5 separate regions of the Homo sapiens genome follow, and regions 2, 3, 4 and 5 are each linked to region 1. Evidence: chromatin contacts called from ENCODE Hi-C or POLR2A ChIA-PET data. All regions are on one chromosome and are shown on one strand. Each heading gives the region's core, a stretch centred on a gene start or an enhancer-like site at or near the end of the contact. The rest is flanking DNA. Distances are from core to core; before and after follow the strand shown. Region 1 overlaps LOC107984569 (a long non-coding RNA gene). Region 2 has its middle 56 kb from the start of LINC00598. Region 3 has its middle 27 kb from the start of LINC00598. Region 4 overlaps LINC00598 (long intergenic non-protein coding RNA 598). Region 5 overlaps FOXO1 (forkhead box O1).

The links. A loop is a pair of places that touch in the nucleus more often than their neighbours do. ChIA-PET counts read pairs that join two places held with the same protein, here RNA polymerase II (POLR2A). Pooled maps may share reads with other maps.
Region 2: a map of gastrocnemius medialis shows a loop between it and region 1 (2.6-fold over the local background). The contact joins two enhancer-like sites. A Hi-C loop is called at or near these places in 2 of 168 maps with a recorded cell type or tissue (body of pancreas and gastrocnemius medialis) and 2 of 50 pooled maps. POLR2A ChIA-PET finds 5 or more read pairs at or near these places in 1 of 52 experiments (MCF 10A).
Region 3: a loop to region 1 is called in a map of endothelial cell of umbilical vein, with 10 times the contacts of the local background. The contact joins two enhancer-like sites. A Hi-C loop is called at or near these places in 2 of 168 maps with a recorded cell type or tissue (endothelial cell of umbilical vein and naive thymus-derived CD4-positive, alpha-beta T cell), 5 of 37 single-sample maps with no recorded cell type and 8 of 50 pooled maps.
Region 4: a map of ovary shows a loop between it and region 1 (5-fold over the local background). The contact joins two enhancer-like sites. A Hi-C loop is called at or near these places in 7 of 168 maps with a recorded cell type or tissue (HCT116, HepG2, endothelial cell of umbilical vein and 4 more) and 15 of 50 pooled maps. POLR2A ChIA-PET finds 5 or more read pairs at or near these places in 1 of 52 experiments (activated CD4-positive, alpha-beta T cell).
Region 5: a map of HepG2 shows a loop between it and region 1 (6-fold over the local background). The contact joins two enhancer-like sites. A Hi-C loop is called at or near these places in 4 of 168 maps with a recorded cell type or tissue (HepG2, endothelial cell of umbilical vein, heart right ventricle and 1 more), 1 of 37 single-sample maps with no recorded cell type and 4 of 50 pooled maps. POLR2A ChIA-PET finds 5 or more read pairs at or near these places in 2 of 52 experiments (HepG2 and naive thymus-derived CD4-positive, alpha-beta T cell).

What each region holds. Positions count from the first base shown.
Region 1 is chr13:40,067,999-40,070,699 of GRCh38, forward strand. LOC107984569 (a long non-coding RNA gene) reads right to left here. Exons shown (of 3, transcript XR_001749970.1): 3 at 2,687-2,701. Among named protein-coding and RNA genes, the nearest start is that of LINC00332, 110 kb to the right of the region's middle. Within about 2 kb of position 1,378, at least 4 of the 41 ENCODE cell types and tissues checked have a DNase peak (open chromatin) inside an H3K27ac peak, as active enhancers do; they include gastrocnemius medialis and ovary, where a contact is called at or near this core.
Region 2 is chr13:40,535,371-40,538,070 of GRCh38, forward strand. No RefSeq gene overlaps it. Among named protein-coding and RNA genes, the nearest start is that of LINC00598, 56 kb to the left of the region's middle. RefSeq lists a silencer at 2,202-2,496. Within about 2 kb of position 1,406, at least 7 of the 41 ENCODE cell types and tissues checked have a DNase peak (open chromatin) inside an H3K27ac peak, as active enhancers do; they include gastrocnemius medialis, where a contact is called at or near this core.
Region 3 is chr13:40,506,973-40,509,695 of GRCh38, forward strand. No RefSeq gene overlaps it. Among named protein-coding and RNA genes, the nearest start is that of LINC00598, 27 kb to the left of the region's middle. Within about 2 kb of position 1,364, at least 3 of the 41 ENCODE cell types and tissues checked have a DNase peak (open chromatin) inside an H3K27ac peak, as active enhancers do.
Region 4 is chr13:40,401,123-40,403,822 of GRCh38, forward strand. The region is part of intron 6 of LINC00598 (long intergenic non-protein coding RNA 598); the gene reads right to left. Among named protein-coding and RNA genes, the nearest start is that of LINC00598, 79 kb to the right of the region's middle. Within about 2 kb of position 1,434, at least 25 of the 41 ENCODE cell types and tissues checked have a DNase peak (open chromatin) inside an H3K27ac peak, as active enhancers do; they include ovary, where a contact is called at or near this core.
Region 5 is chr13:40,561,810-40,564,532 of GRCh38, forward strand. All of the region lies in intron 1 of FOXO1 (forkhead box O1), which reads right to left. Among named protein-coding and RNA genes, the nearest start is that of LINC00598, 82 kb to the left of the region's middle. RefSeq lists an enhancer at 1,519-2,272. Within about 2 kb of position 1,310, at least 12 of the 41 ENCODE cell types and tissues checked have a DNase peak (open chromatin) inside an H3K27ac peak, as active enhancers do.

The DNA of each region.
Region 1 (2,701 bases), core at 128-2,627:
GAACTTACAAACTAAATGTCTGTTAACAAAATGCTGCTTTTATTTTTTTTTCATATGCTGGAGTTTTCCATGAGATTTTGTTGGGGAAAAATATATGTAATGCTGAAGAAGTTTGAACACCGTGGAGCAAACCTAAGGATTTAGCTGCACAGGCAAGGGCCTTCCAGCACTGGCCCCGCCTGCCTCTTCAGCCTCAACTCCCCTCTCAGAACCCCTTACACCCTGAGGAGCAAAATCACCAGCTCTCCCTCCATCTGAGCCTTTGTTTAAACATGTTGCATCCTCCTCTGGAATGCACTCCCCCTCCTCACCTCCCATGCACCCCCTTGAACGTCACCCCTAGGAAGCCATCCTGACCTCTCCAGGGATAGGGTCTGTGTTCCCACGTAAATGCTCCTCCAGCACTTCCCACCATTGATGTAAATTTTGCTTGCATGTCTGAGTTCCTAGATGGGAAGGGCAGTCGCTTATTGATATTTATTTACACAGCGGCTATTCATTACCTGGCTCATAATATGTGCTTAATAAATGTGAATTGAATGAACAAATGAATAATTTAAATAACAACCAGGATTTAGTCCTTAATGGATTTGAGCTTCTATATTTCTAAAATGCTCATGGCTGACACTGAATGCATACTAAGTATCAGGAACTGCCCTATTTCTACGAATTTCTTCTTTAATCCTCAAAAACAGTTCTATGAGGTAGGTAGTACAATTATCATGCTAATTTTTCAGATGAGGAAAATGAAGTACAATGAGGTGATATGACTTGAGCAAGTTCCCCAGCTAGTAAAAGGCACAGAGACACTTGACTCTAAGGAGTCCACCATTGTCCTCTACGGGATGCACCGTACTGCTTACACAGAGAAGCCTACATGCAATAGGCCTTCCTTTCCTCTTTCCATTCTATTTACTTGCTTCTTCTTTTTTTTTTTTTTTTTTTTTTTTTTTAGATGGAGTCTCACTCTGTTGCCCAGGCTGGACTGCAGTGGTGTGATCTTGGCTCACTACAGCCTCCGCCTCCCGGATTCAAGCGATTCTCCTGCCTCAGCCTCCTGGGTAGCTGGGACTACAGGCACGCGCCACCATGCCCAGCTAATTTTTGTATTTTTAGTAGAGACCGGTTTTCACCATGTTGGCCAGGATGGTTTCGATCTCCTGATGGGTTTGAAAGTTATGCATGTTAGAATTATGCCTAAGATAAGCATTAACAAGATTCTGAGATGGCATTCTTTGAGTAAAGCATAAACTTTAGAACATGTCTTCTCCTTTAGCAGGACTGGGGCCTTGTTTCTTTTTGCCCTGGTTTTTGTCTACCTAGGTTGGGCTCTGGACACTGAGGGGTCATGGTAGTCCTCAGTCTTCCCTGACTCACCGCTGGGTGGCAGTACACCACACTTCCTTTATTCCTGCTCTTTTATGCGTGCGTGTAGAAGTGGGAGCTCTGCTTTAGGGACCACTCTCCAATTCTCAATCTCCTCTTTTGCTTTTGATGTAAATTATCTCTTACACTTTTAGGTAATAGCAAATATTGTTTGTGTCTGTTTTTATGCACTCGTTTAGAATGACATGGAGCTTTGCCAAAGTCAAACGAAGCACATTTCATTAGACCATTTTCATGGGGAGGTTTTTCTTACACAAAATTATCTACAATTAAAAATGCAGAGAGATTTTCCCCGTGTGGCACAGCTTTTTAAAAGACAGAGTCAAAACCTTTATCGAAAAAGCAATTTATAATGCCAGTAATTTTCTACCTCTGTCCTGCTATTATCAAGGACAGCAGTTTTAAAAGAACTGGCTCTGGTCTCTCTGCTCAGCCTGTCGTGCTCACGTAATGGCTTGTCTGTAACTTCAGCCCATTGCCATGGAAGTCATTATGCCACACGCCCAGAAGGGTGATTTTCTACAGCATCAAAGAGGAAGCAACTGGGTTCAAAATGAAAAACAATCTCTATACATGTGAGAGAAAGAAGCATGATGAGGTGGGAAGGACCCAGAGAACACGATTTTATGTGAAAGAGTGCTATGAATGCAAGTTTTCAAATAGAATATTATCAGAACAAGACAATAATAGTTGAAGTGAATAAAATAATTTTCCTAATGGCCTGTTCCTTCTCTCAAATTTTCTACCATAACACATGGTTAGAAGGTCCCAAATAAATGGCCCTTTACAGCTTCTCTGACATTTCTGGTAGCAAACATTCCAAGTGAATAATTTTATTTCTTTCATAAAATCCTGGAAGGGAATCACAAAGCTGCCTGGCTTTAGATGAGGTCTGGGTCATCTCGTCCATACCTCTGCCTTCAGGAAGGTTCAAACTTACTTTCCTAAGCAGATCAGACTCTACACTGGGAGATACCATGAGCTACTTTTTCTGAGGCCAGGGGCAAAGTTCTCTCAGTGTACTGAGTCAAATATTTTGTTAAGGAAGGAACTTGGGATCTGGAGTCAGGGGATTCCAGTGCAAGCCTGGGCTCCAGGGTTTGCCCACCCTGCAAACGTGGACAAGTCACGTGACATCCTTGTGTTCAGGTTGCCTCATCTTCAAAACCGGAAATAATAACCTACATCACAGGGTTGCTCCAGTGGTCAAGTGAGACAATGGATGTGAAAGGGCTTTGTCAACTGGAAAGTGCTCTTCAAATGTCACTTATTATTATTGTTCTGCTCAGTCCATTCATTTTTCTCTGCATGAGTT
Region 2 (2,700 bases), core at 156-2,655, 470 kb after region 1:
ACACAGACCGGTCAGCCCTGTCACCTCCAGAACCGGCCTGGCACCATGGAAAGGGCACGGAAAGGGCTGCCAAAGCCGTCCTCGCGCCCACGCACGAAACCACCACCTCCGCAGCCGGGCCCAGCAGCTCCACTCCATCTCCCCTTTTCAAAATGAAGACCCTAAGATCTCCTTCGAGGAGATGAGCAGAAAGCCCAGCCGCAGAGCTGCGGACGCTAACGCCAGCGCCAAGCGGGTGCCGACACTCCCTGTGCTGTTCCGGCCCCACACCATCTGGAAAACAAGGTCGTCTTACCCTGTTTAGTCCATGAGGAAAGAAAGGCTCAGCTCAGGGAGGACATTTGCCCAAGGTTACATAACTGGTGGGTGCGCGGGCCAGGCCTGACATCGGGTCCACCCAGATGCCAACCTTCCTTACTGCTCCTCTCCAGCGCCTCAGCCAGCTCCCAGCCTGGGACCCAGAAAGGCCCAGAGCCCGCGCTCATGCCAGCACACGATATCTTCGGTACTAATCCCCGGATTTCATTAATCTCTATCACAGGTCCAAAGAGGAGGGGTCGCTGAGGCTGGGCTAATCTCCCTCCCGAGTTTGACTTCCAACTTTCCATGAAGGCCTTAGCCCTATTGCATCCCATGGGACCAAGTAAAAACCTTAGGCTCCCAGAAGATCAAGGGGATGTTTATCTGGCATCTAGGGATCAACTTCTGGAAGAAAAAAATACAGCAATATATCTAAATCCATTTCTTCAGGAAATTAATGAATGGAAGGGCTGCTCTTAGCAGAGTCTCCAGAACTGAATATGCAGAGGGCTTAAGGGTTCCTTTTCTAAGTAAGAGCTGTCTCACTGCTTCCTTTTTTTATTTTTTTTTTTTTTTTATTTTTTATTTTTGTGAGACAGGGTCTTGCTTTGCCACCCAGGCCGGAGTGCAGTGGCACAATCATGGCTCACTGTATCCTGGACCTCCTGGGCTCACACAATCCTCCTTCCTCAGCTCCCAAGTAGCTAAGACTACAGGCACGTGCCCCCACACCTGGCTCTTTTTTTTTTTCTTTCTTTCTTTCTTTTTTTTTTTTTTTTTTTTTTTTTTTTTTTTTTTTGTAGAGAGGGGGTTTCGCTATGTTTCCCAGGCTGGTCTCTAATTCCTGACCTCAAGTGATCCGCCCACCTTGGCCTCCCAAAGCGCTGGGGTTACAGGCGTGAGGTTACAGGCCAAGCCCTTAAATTATTCAAAGCTAAAGTTCTACTCCCAAGACCCCAAGGTTAACCGAAGTCCAGAAGTCCTCCGGTACCTGAAATACCTCACAGCTGCTAGGCTTTATGGCTGTTGTCAGACTGTTCAAACACAAACAGAGCCAAATATCCTGCCAGCCAGCACGGACCTGCTCCCAAGAATCATGTGTTATGGTTTCCATCACACCCAGCCATCAAGTCCTGTTTGAGCTTGTCATCCCTGCAAGCCATGTGACTGCTGGCACCTACCTGGGTCACATTTGCCTCTTCCCTTGGGACACAGCTTTTTGCAAAAAGGCCATAGCCACTTGCTAGGATGAGTCAGAAGTTCCTCAAATCTCCTGACACAACTCAGGGGCAAAGAGAAAGGGACAGCAAACAGGCCCAGCAGGGGCTGTCTAGCCATGACATAAGAAGCCAGCACATATCTTTAGAGGAGCGTTCAGCTCCGAATCCCAACCTGCTTCACAAACACCTGGGGCAAACTCCAGAGATGGCATTTCCACTGGCAATGACAGGAATCGGGCCAAACACCACACATCCCCCTGGACACTCTTGACGTTCAATACATTCACAGAAGCTTCCTTGACCACTCCTGGGCCCTGTGACCCTATCAGGCCAAGGAGCTGGTTCACAGAAAGTGAAAGATTCTGACAAGCAGAGTATTTTCCCTCTGAGCAGGTGTGGTTCCTCACTGAAACAGGAATCCTCTTTATTCCACAAGCGAGACACAGAACAAACAGTGCCCCAGGCCGGAGAACTGAGGCCAGACCTGCTTCCCAGGTGACCCCGGTGTCCACAAAATAAATGCCCCTGTAGGATGGGGATCATCCGCCTGCCTCTTTGCACACACTAGTCTCCTGGCCATTCTCCTGCGAAGGCCTCAACCTCCCAAAGCCCTTTAAAAGATAACATTTTTTCCATCCCCTTTTAATTATCTTGAGCCAATGGGGACAGGTTCAGACTCTGTCCCTGATTACTTTGATGGGTAAATCCCCTGCTGCTCGGCTGAGGAGGGCTCTCAGTAACCTCAGTCCAGCCATCCAGCTCCCCACAGCCCCGCCGCCAGGAAGAGCCTGGCTCCACAACCCCGTGCCAGGCCCTTGACTTCCAGCCAAGCGTACCCACTCACTCTTTTCCTGTGCTTTCCTGATTTTTAAAAGAGCTGGCACGGGGGCTCATGCTTGTAATCCTGGCACTTTGGGAGGCCAAGACCAGAGGATCTCTTGAGCCCAGGAGTTCGAGACCAGCCTGGCCAACATAGAGAGACTCCCATCTCTGCAAAACAATTAAAATAGAAAGATTATTGGGTGGGTGCAGCATACCAATATGGCACATGTATACATATGTAACAAACCCACACATTGTGCACATGTACCCTAGAACTTAAAGTATAATAATAATAATAATAATATATATATAAAAGATTATTGGGGCCAGACGTGGTGATTCATGCCTGTAATCCCAG
Region 3 (2,723 bases), core at 114-2,613, 440 kb after region 1:
TGGAGGCGGGGTGCAAGAGGCAGAACAGGGATGTGTCTAGATGATGACAAAAGACCTTCCTGAAGCTGGTGACTTAGTGGGCTTGTATGATGCAGGGTCCTGGACCTTGGTCTCCTGTAGGGAAATGCTTACCTCACGGGCCACAACACCAGCACAAGCAAATGAGCTTCCTGGTAAAAATGAGCGACACCATCAGAGAGACATCAGAAGGGAGGCATCAGAGGCACCAGGTAACGGGAGGGGAAGCAACATGCAGCACCCACAGATGGCAACAGTGGAATGAGAATGCACCAGAAGGTCCTGGTGGGTGGCAAGCAGGATTCTGCCTCCGCCAACTCATCAACACAACACGGGTTCTTTTCGTCTTTCCTCTAACCACAAATCATTCATTAATTTTCTTTAGTGTCTTCCGGGATTGCCATCCTCCCATTTCCATTGAGGATTCCTCAACTTAACAAAAGTGTTCGTTGGGTTAGAACCAGACCTGAAAGCAGCGAGGGAGGAGCACGCACACACATTTCATTATGAATTTGTAGCTTACATGCACCCAGTAGTTCTTCCTCAGATGGATGCATATTTTATCTATGTGAATTACCCTGGAGTTGTGACTTTCTAATTTTGTCTTAATTAAACGTGTTTCCTTTCCCAATTAGCCAGGTCTATGTTGAGTTTTAAGGTAACTCTCCAAGGTGCCAACATTCCCCCAACCTACTGTCACACACAAATGTCCACACCTTCCACTTATTCAAGTAAAAGAACCAGAAGGAAGGATGTTCATTCCCTTTTTTTTTTTTTTTTTTTTTTGAGACAGAGTCTCATTCTGTCACCAGGCTGGAGTGCAATTGTGCAATCTCGGCTCACTGCAACTTCCACCTCCCGGGTTCAAGCGATTCTCCTGCCTCAGCCTCCCGAGTAGCTGGGATTACAAGCATGCACCACCACGCCCAGCTAATTTTTGGTATTTTTAGTAGAGACAGGGTTTCATCGTGTTGGCCAGGATGGTCTCAATCTCTTGAACTTGTGATCCACCTGCCTCGGCCTCCCAAAGTGCTGAGATTCCAGGCGTGAGCCACTGCGCCCAGCCCATTCCCTCTTTAATTAGCTTTTTCTCCTTATGCCTTTTTGATTTTTTCATCTCAACACAAAGCGAACACAAATCTAGAAAGAGAGAGAGAGAACTTCATCTGGAAACAAAAGATAGAACCCTTTCCATTTCATTGGCTGGCAATAAAGACTGAAACTTCATCACCATGTTGCCTGGCAACCCAGGAAATATTGTTGTGATTAAACAAAAACTATCTGGAGTAAATTCACAATGAAACAGCTGAAAAGCATTATATCATCCTGCATTCCACTATGAAGACATGAGCAGCAGATACCCTGGGACTGTTCACCCCCCAAAACACAAAAAAACAAATATACCGACATCGCCAAGAGGCAGCCTAGAGGCCAGGAAATTCCCTGGACTAGGATCAGAAGTCCTGGGCAAGTCTCATAACCTTTGGGGCGGTCAGAGTTTTTTTCATCTGCAGAAAGAACAAGTAGAATTAATAAGCTCTGACATTTCATGTTTCAAAAGAAATAGTAAAAACTGGGAGCATCGTGCCAGTCATCTTTTTGAACGGCAGCATTCATTTAAGAGCCATGAACAGTGATCCACAGGCCTAAAGGGTGAAAGTCGCCCATCTTGCCTTAAATAAAATCCACAGTGGGATTGGTTGGGTTCCCATAAGCTGTTGATGCCCCAGTTATTACAAGTAACTCTCCTGGCTTAGAAAAGCAGAAGCTCAGCATTATGAGAACAGCTCATCTCATTAAGACAAAAATATCTCCTAGAAATTTCTTTAAGGCTATTACAGCGAGCAACCTTGGAATCAAAGAGACCAGGCAAAATTAAAGCAACTTGTTTGTAGAAATCACAAGTGAGTAGACTTAAAAAAAAAAAAAATCTGACAAAAGAAGCTGCAGATGAAACCTAAAAACCACAGCAACAAAGCTTTGAAGAATATAGTGTGGTGGCTAAAAACATTAAAATCAAAGACTCTGGGTTCAAATTCTGTCTTTACCACTGATTGGTTGGGGTGCTATTGAAACTCTGCATCTCCATTTATCCATCTGTATGTGAGTATGATTACTGTAGGAATGAAATGAGTTAGTAATATGCTTAGAAGAGTGGCTGACACATAGTTAGCAGCTGTCGTTATTTCAGCATGAGCCCATAATTGTTAATACCAGTGCTAGAGTCAGATGGGCCTGGATTCAAAGCCCAGCACCACTGGTTATTAGCAGTTGACCTCTGTGCAAGCTTCTTAACCTCCCTCTAAGTCTCGGTTTTTCATCAATAAGATGGGAATAATCATATAATACCTCATAGAGTTGTGAGGATTAAATGAGATAATGCTTGTGAAATGCACAGCAGAACATAGCTGTCACAAATCTCTACTGTCCAGGATTCATCAAGAAATTTCTCTGCAATTTCCCTATTAATAGTTTCTCACTGCTTTTCCATGCCATAAAAACTAACAATGAGCCAGTCACGGTGCCTCATGCCTGTAATCTTGGTGGGAGGATCGCTAGAGCCCAGGAGTTCGAGAGCAGCCTGGGCAACAAAGTGAAACCCTTTCTCTACAAAAAATTTAAAAATTACCTGGGCTTGGTGGTGTACACCTGTAGTCCCAGCTACTTGGGAGGCTGAGGTGGGAGAATCACCTGAGCCCAGTAGG
Region 4 (2,700 bases), core at 184-2,683, 330 kb after region 1:
CCAGGGATACTGGGTGCCACAGGGGGATTCTGGAAGAAGGAGAGACTAGATTTGGGGAAAGAACCATCTGTCTCTGCAAAAGGCCCCAACTTTCCTTCAAAAACTTATTTTCTATTAGGCCTTTGCCCAAACTTAACAACAGATATTTATGTAAAACTGCCTATGTGCCAGGCACTCTTCTAAGTGCTTTACATAGAATCCTAACAACAGTCCAATGAAACAAGTACCATTATCATCCCCATTTTATAGATGCAGATGCTAAGAACTAGAAGGATGAAGAAGTCCAGAGAGTCTCAAAACTGCTTGGGATTTATATCAGTACCTCTAGGAAATGTGTTAAAATGTAAATTCACATCCTCCAGGATTAGGCAAAGTAACTAAGAAAAAAGAAAATTGAGGACTGACAAGAAGACCAAAGGTGGAACCCTGAGAAACAGCAGCTACATTTATGGGACAGATGGAGGAAGAATTGACCTCAGGGTGTGGTGTGAGAAGGTAGCAGGAGAGCCAAGGCAGGGTGCTGTCTTGGCCATTCAGGGAAGGGTGTTCAAATAATGAGGTCACGTCAACCATTTCAGGAAGGTATTGGGAAGTGTTTGCTGGGATTGGCAATTAGCAGGTCACTTACAACTTTGTTGAGAAGAGTTTTAGTGTCGTGCTGGGGAAAGAATAATGGTCTCATCCTCAAATACCTTGTAAGACCCTTGAAGGAATCTCTCTCTCTCTCTCTCTCTCTCTCTCTCTGCGTCTGTTATCTTTGACCAGGCTTATACACAGTAAGTGCTCATTTTGCTGATTTTGCCATTGCTGACAAAGATAATGACATTCTACTATTGCTGTTATGAAGTCAAGAGCAAAAGATGGTGTGTATGTGAGTTGAGATTTCGAAAATATGGGTGCAGGAGGCAATTACCCCTCAATTTCAGTTAGGTAGGAAAGGGGGCAGGCAGACAGAGCTTCCTGCATTGCAGAGAGAGATGACCACAGGATGCCCCATAGACAGAGACCAACTCTACTCAGCCAGAGAGAGAAACTGCAGTTCTCCGATAGTAAATGCAGTTGTCCCCTCTTATGGAGACTCAGCTGCCAAAAACTTAGGTGAAGGTTCAAGGTCACTGTGAACCCAGGGCCACCCTGAAATGCTGTCCATTTGTCTGCCTCTAGTCCTTTTTCGGCTTCTAAAGTCCAATCATTCTTTGCCCTTATAACCACTCTGGTGTGTCTTGGAGAGAAAACACAGTTCTTCACGGTTTGCCAGTAGTCGAGGGAGGAATCTGAAAGCTGACTGTTTCTCCCACAGCTTCAGGAGCATTAAAACTTCAAAAGAGGAACTATTTATGCTGTCATTACCACAGCGGTCACTTCTGCAGGATTTCTTTCTCTGATGCAGCACTGGTTGGACACACTTGGCCCAGGGCCGAGAGGGGAGAGGAGGGCGTTACAGAGACACTGAGTCATCCTGCCTCCTCCACGCCCTCCGCAGCTGCCCCTCACTGCACTTCCTCCTCCTCCTCAAGTTAAAGGTCAGCCTCTCATGCTCGTGCCAAGTTTTGCGAAACACACATACGCCAAAAAAAAAAAAAAAAAAAAAGGCTTCAGAAAGGGTAAATTTTTTAACATGAAAAGAAATAAGGAAAGCCTCCTTCAAAAATACATGCAAAAATAAGTAATCCTTCCCCCATACTACTTAATAACTCCAGAATGATAAAAATTTTCCAATTGTGAATATGTAAGGAATAAAATAAAAGGAATGAATGCCCCACTGTGTTAATGCAGCCCTTTTTAAAATGATCCTAATTTCTTCCAGAAGGCTCTGGAGGGTAGATTGCAAGGTTTGTCTTAATATAGAATTATTCCCTTCTCTCCGCTTGTCTTTAGAACCAGTGTGAACATGGTGATATTTTACAGTTGGCAACCTGTACTTCGCTGCTCAAAAATGCTGCATTCCAAGGGCTACAATCATGCATTGTGCATTTGAAATGCCTGTTGCTAAGAACAAATATCAACCCCAGGACGACCCCACTCAGCAGATCGGCCAACTCCCGCACAGAGCTGTTTCCCGACCTCTGGTCAGAGACAGGAAGCCCATTGGACCCTAGGCCCAGGCAAGTGCGGAGGGTTCCCAGGCAGGTGACATGGTAAAATGTAGACGACTAGCTCTCTGTCTGTCTTCAGGATAACGTCTGCCTCCCACCCTTCCTGGTCCCAGCTTAGGAATGTATGCAGCCCTTTTATGTGCATTGCCAGGAGGCTTGTGAAGTAGATTGGACAGAGGTTTTACAGCATTGTTCCTATTTAACTGATCAAGGACTGAACCTTGTAGTTTAACAACATGAAGTTGTACGGGAACAACTAAGCAGTTGCTGGACTAAAACCCTCAGCTTCCGAATCGCAGCCCCATTAAACTCACTTCCAGCCCCGTTGTACCCTCTTTCCCCATGAGGCCGCCCCAGTGGTGCTGAAAACAGGGACTGACCTGGTTGCAACGGGAGCCTGGGGTCCTGTTCTTTGCATGTTCCCACACTGCCCTTAAAGGCTGACTGCCCCGTGGGCACTGTACATCTGCAGATCACTCGCTTTCGACATTCAGAGACCTCCATCTCATGGCAGGGTTGCCCGTGTCCACACCTCGCACTTCTCCCATGCCACTTACAGCCTGTTTCAGATTAGTTTTAACAATTGTTTTCTGGAGATTTTCCA
Region 5 (2,723 bases), core at 60-2,559, 490 kb after region 1:
AATACAAAAATTAGTCGGGTGTGGTGGCAGGCGCCAGTAATCCCAGCTACTTGGCAGGCTGAGGCAGGAGAAGGAGACTGCGGTGAGCTGAGATCACTCCAGCCTGGGCAACAAGAGTTAAACACTCTGTCGCCAAAAAAAAAAAAAAAAAAAGAATATAGAAATATAGAGCTGATCAAGAATTAAAGGCCCCCAAATTAATAAGACTTGGATTCATTCACACCTTTAAAGCCCATTAAGCAAATACAAGTGAATGTAAGGAAAACAGAGTCATTGCTTTTGTATTTGAGAAAGCTGACCTGCCAAAAGAAATTTTTTTTTAATTCAAGTAGTGCCCCTACCCTCCAGTTCTACCAATGACCAGTAGTATGAGCAGGATGCACCAACTAACTCCATGACACACCTCCACGTAGCCAGGGGCTACACTGTCCAAACAGACAACCTGGGATGGGAAGAAATGACAGAGAACGCAAAGAGCTCTAACTCTCAAGCTACCGCAGCTTCATAACTAATCATGCCATGTTTATCATCCCTAGGCCAACTAGGGAAGAAAAACCAACAATCTTTCTTTTGAGTACTTCCTGGGTGGCTCTGCTACTTACTTACCTAGGTGACCTTGGGAAGCTGCCTAGCCCCTAATGTGTCTTAAGTTTCCTCACCTGTAAAGCAGGGCTAAATTACAGAGCCTTATCAGGGTTGTTACATGTACTAAATGAGATACATAAAAATGCTCAGCGGTGCCTGGCATGTAAGCAGTCACCATGAAGGGAATATTAGACCCCAACTTAGAATAGTGGTATCCTGCGCCCCAAAGTCCTGCTTCTCTATTCCTATTCAGTGTGGTATGTATAGGAGCTTAGAAGTAGTACAGATACAAACCCACAACTGCAAATATATGGTGAAAGGGGCCAGAGGTGGTCTCTCCAAGTTTCAGCAGAAACACCAGAGCCAGGCTGCAGATGAGAAAGCCATGGTTTGATTCACCTCCTCTACAACACAGAGTAAGATGGTGTTCAGGGGAGTCCGTGGGACACGTGGAAAAGGAGACGAGGGAAACGCTGTGAGCTCCCCAGAAGGAAGGGCCTTGTCTTATAGCTTCTGGCCCCCAGCACAGTACAGGGCACACAGCCACTACACCTTGTTCATTCAGCAGCCTCTTTCCTCAGAGGTCTGCTCCCAAGGAGTGGGATTCTGGGTGCCCTAAGACCCTGGAATGTGCACAGTCTCCCAGCTTTCTTGGCCTCCTCTGCCAACTGGATGCAAGGCTCAGCTGACCATGCCCCCTGCATCTCTGCGGCCCCTCTTCTCAACCACAAAAAGGCTCTGGCTGGATTTGTGGTCACCCAGGGGTGCAGCCACAGCGCCCACATCCTCATGCCATTGACATGGGACGCCCGGGCCCGAGTGCCAACCACTGCGCCTGAGCAGAGCCTCTGCACAGCAGGATGAGGCCTGGCTCCAACACAAACTGGGAGAGAAGTCTTCTCTCATTAAAAGGTGGTAGAAGAGAGAAAATGGAGGGGTCTCACTTTCTAAAGGGAGATGCAAAAGTCAGGGTAAGGCCCAGCAGTCAGGGCTGAGAAATCCACATTTCAAAACGCCCTCTGACTCTCTGTACTGCATTCCGCCTAAAGATTTCAACACAGCAGCTACGTGACAAGCCCTCCTGCCAGAGCATACAGTGAAGTGTGAGAGCGGGGAAGACACCACCGGAGCCCCAGATTCCCGGCTGGAACGGAGCAGGTGTGTGGTGATGGCAGTGACTGTCTCCTGTTCCCAAGAATCCCCACCTTCCTCCACACCCAAGATCTACCCTCACCTCGAGACACGCTGTGAGGAGGGCCAGGGGCTTAGAGTAGGTACAAGAATCCCTAAAAGAGGCCAGGGAGTACATTTCCCTCCCATCCTATTGCATTCCCCTAAGATCCCCAAATTCCTATGGGAAGGCGCCACACACACACATGTATGCTCACAGAGCCACAGCCTTGTCTGCTGTACCCACCAACCCCAGCCGAACCGAGTTCTTAATTCCTCCTTAAGATCAGCAGGCCCGCACTTGGGGTAGCACTGGAATGCAGCCCTGCAGTCTGACCCTGACATTTTCTATACACTGGAAGTCCAGGCATTTGCACAATATTCCATCATGACAGTTTTGTTCTTTGAACACAATAGACACACAGATAAGCTCCGATGAAATCTCTGGAGGAGAGGAAGCTTGACTCCTGTCCCTGTCACATTTAGTTAATGATAAAGGGGGAAGAAAGATCTTCCCAGATAGAAGCTTCCTGGTTGTTGCATTGACTTGGGGAGAGGGGGTGAAGCTCTCTAACATTCATGATAAGCCTGTCAGATCACTGGCAAGCCCAGCTGGGGGTCATTTTTAAAAAGACTGCAGGAGACATAATAAGGAAATCTTTAAAACATTCAAGAAGCGTTCACTAACTCAGGTGGGACATATACTAATTTAGACTTTAAAAAAAAAAAAGCCACAGCAGTCTCCTACTTATCAAAACATCATATTACATATTTTTCTAAGAGGACATTTCAGGTCGCTCTTTGAGTAACAGAGCTGTTTCCTAACTTTGCCAACAATTAAAATTTTTTCCGAACAGGAAAAGGTTTGCTGTGCAGGACTTGTTACATAAATTCCTGTTTTTCACACAGCCAGCGGGACATTAAAGAAGCTACGGTTTCTAGGGGGTGGGGTTTGAAAAGGTAAATTT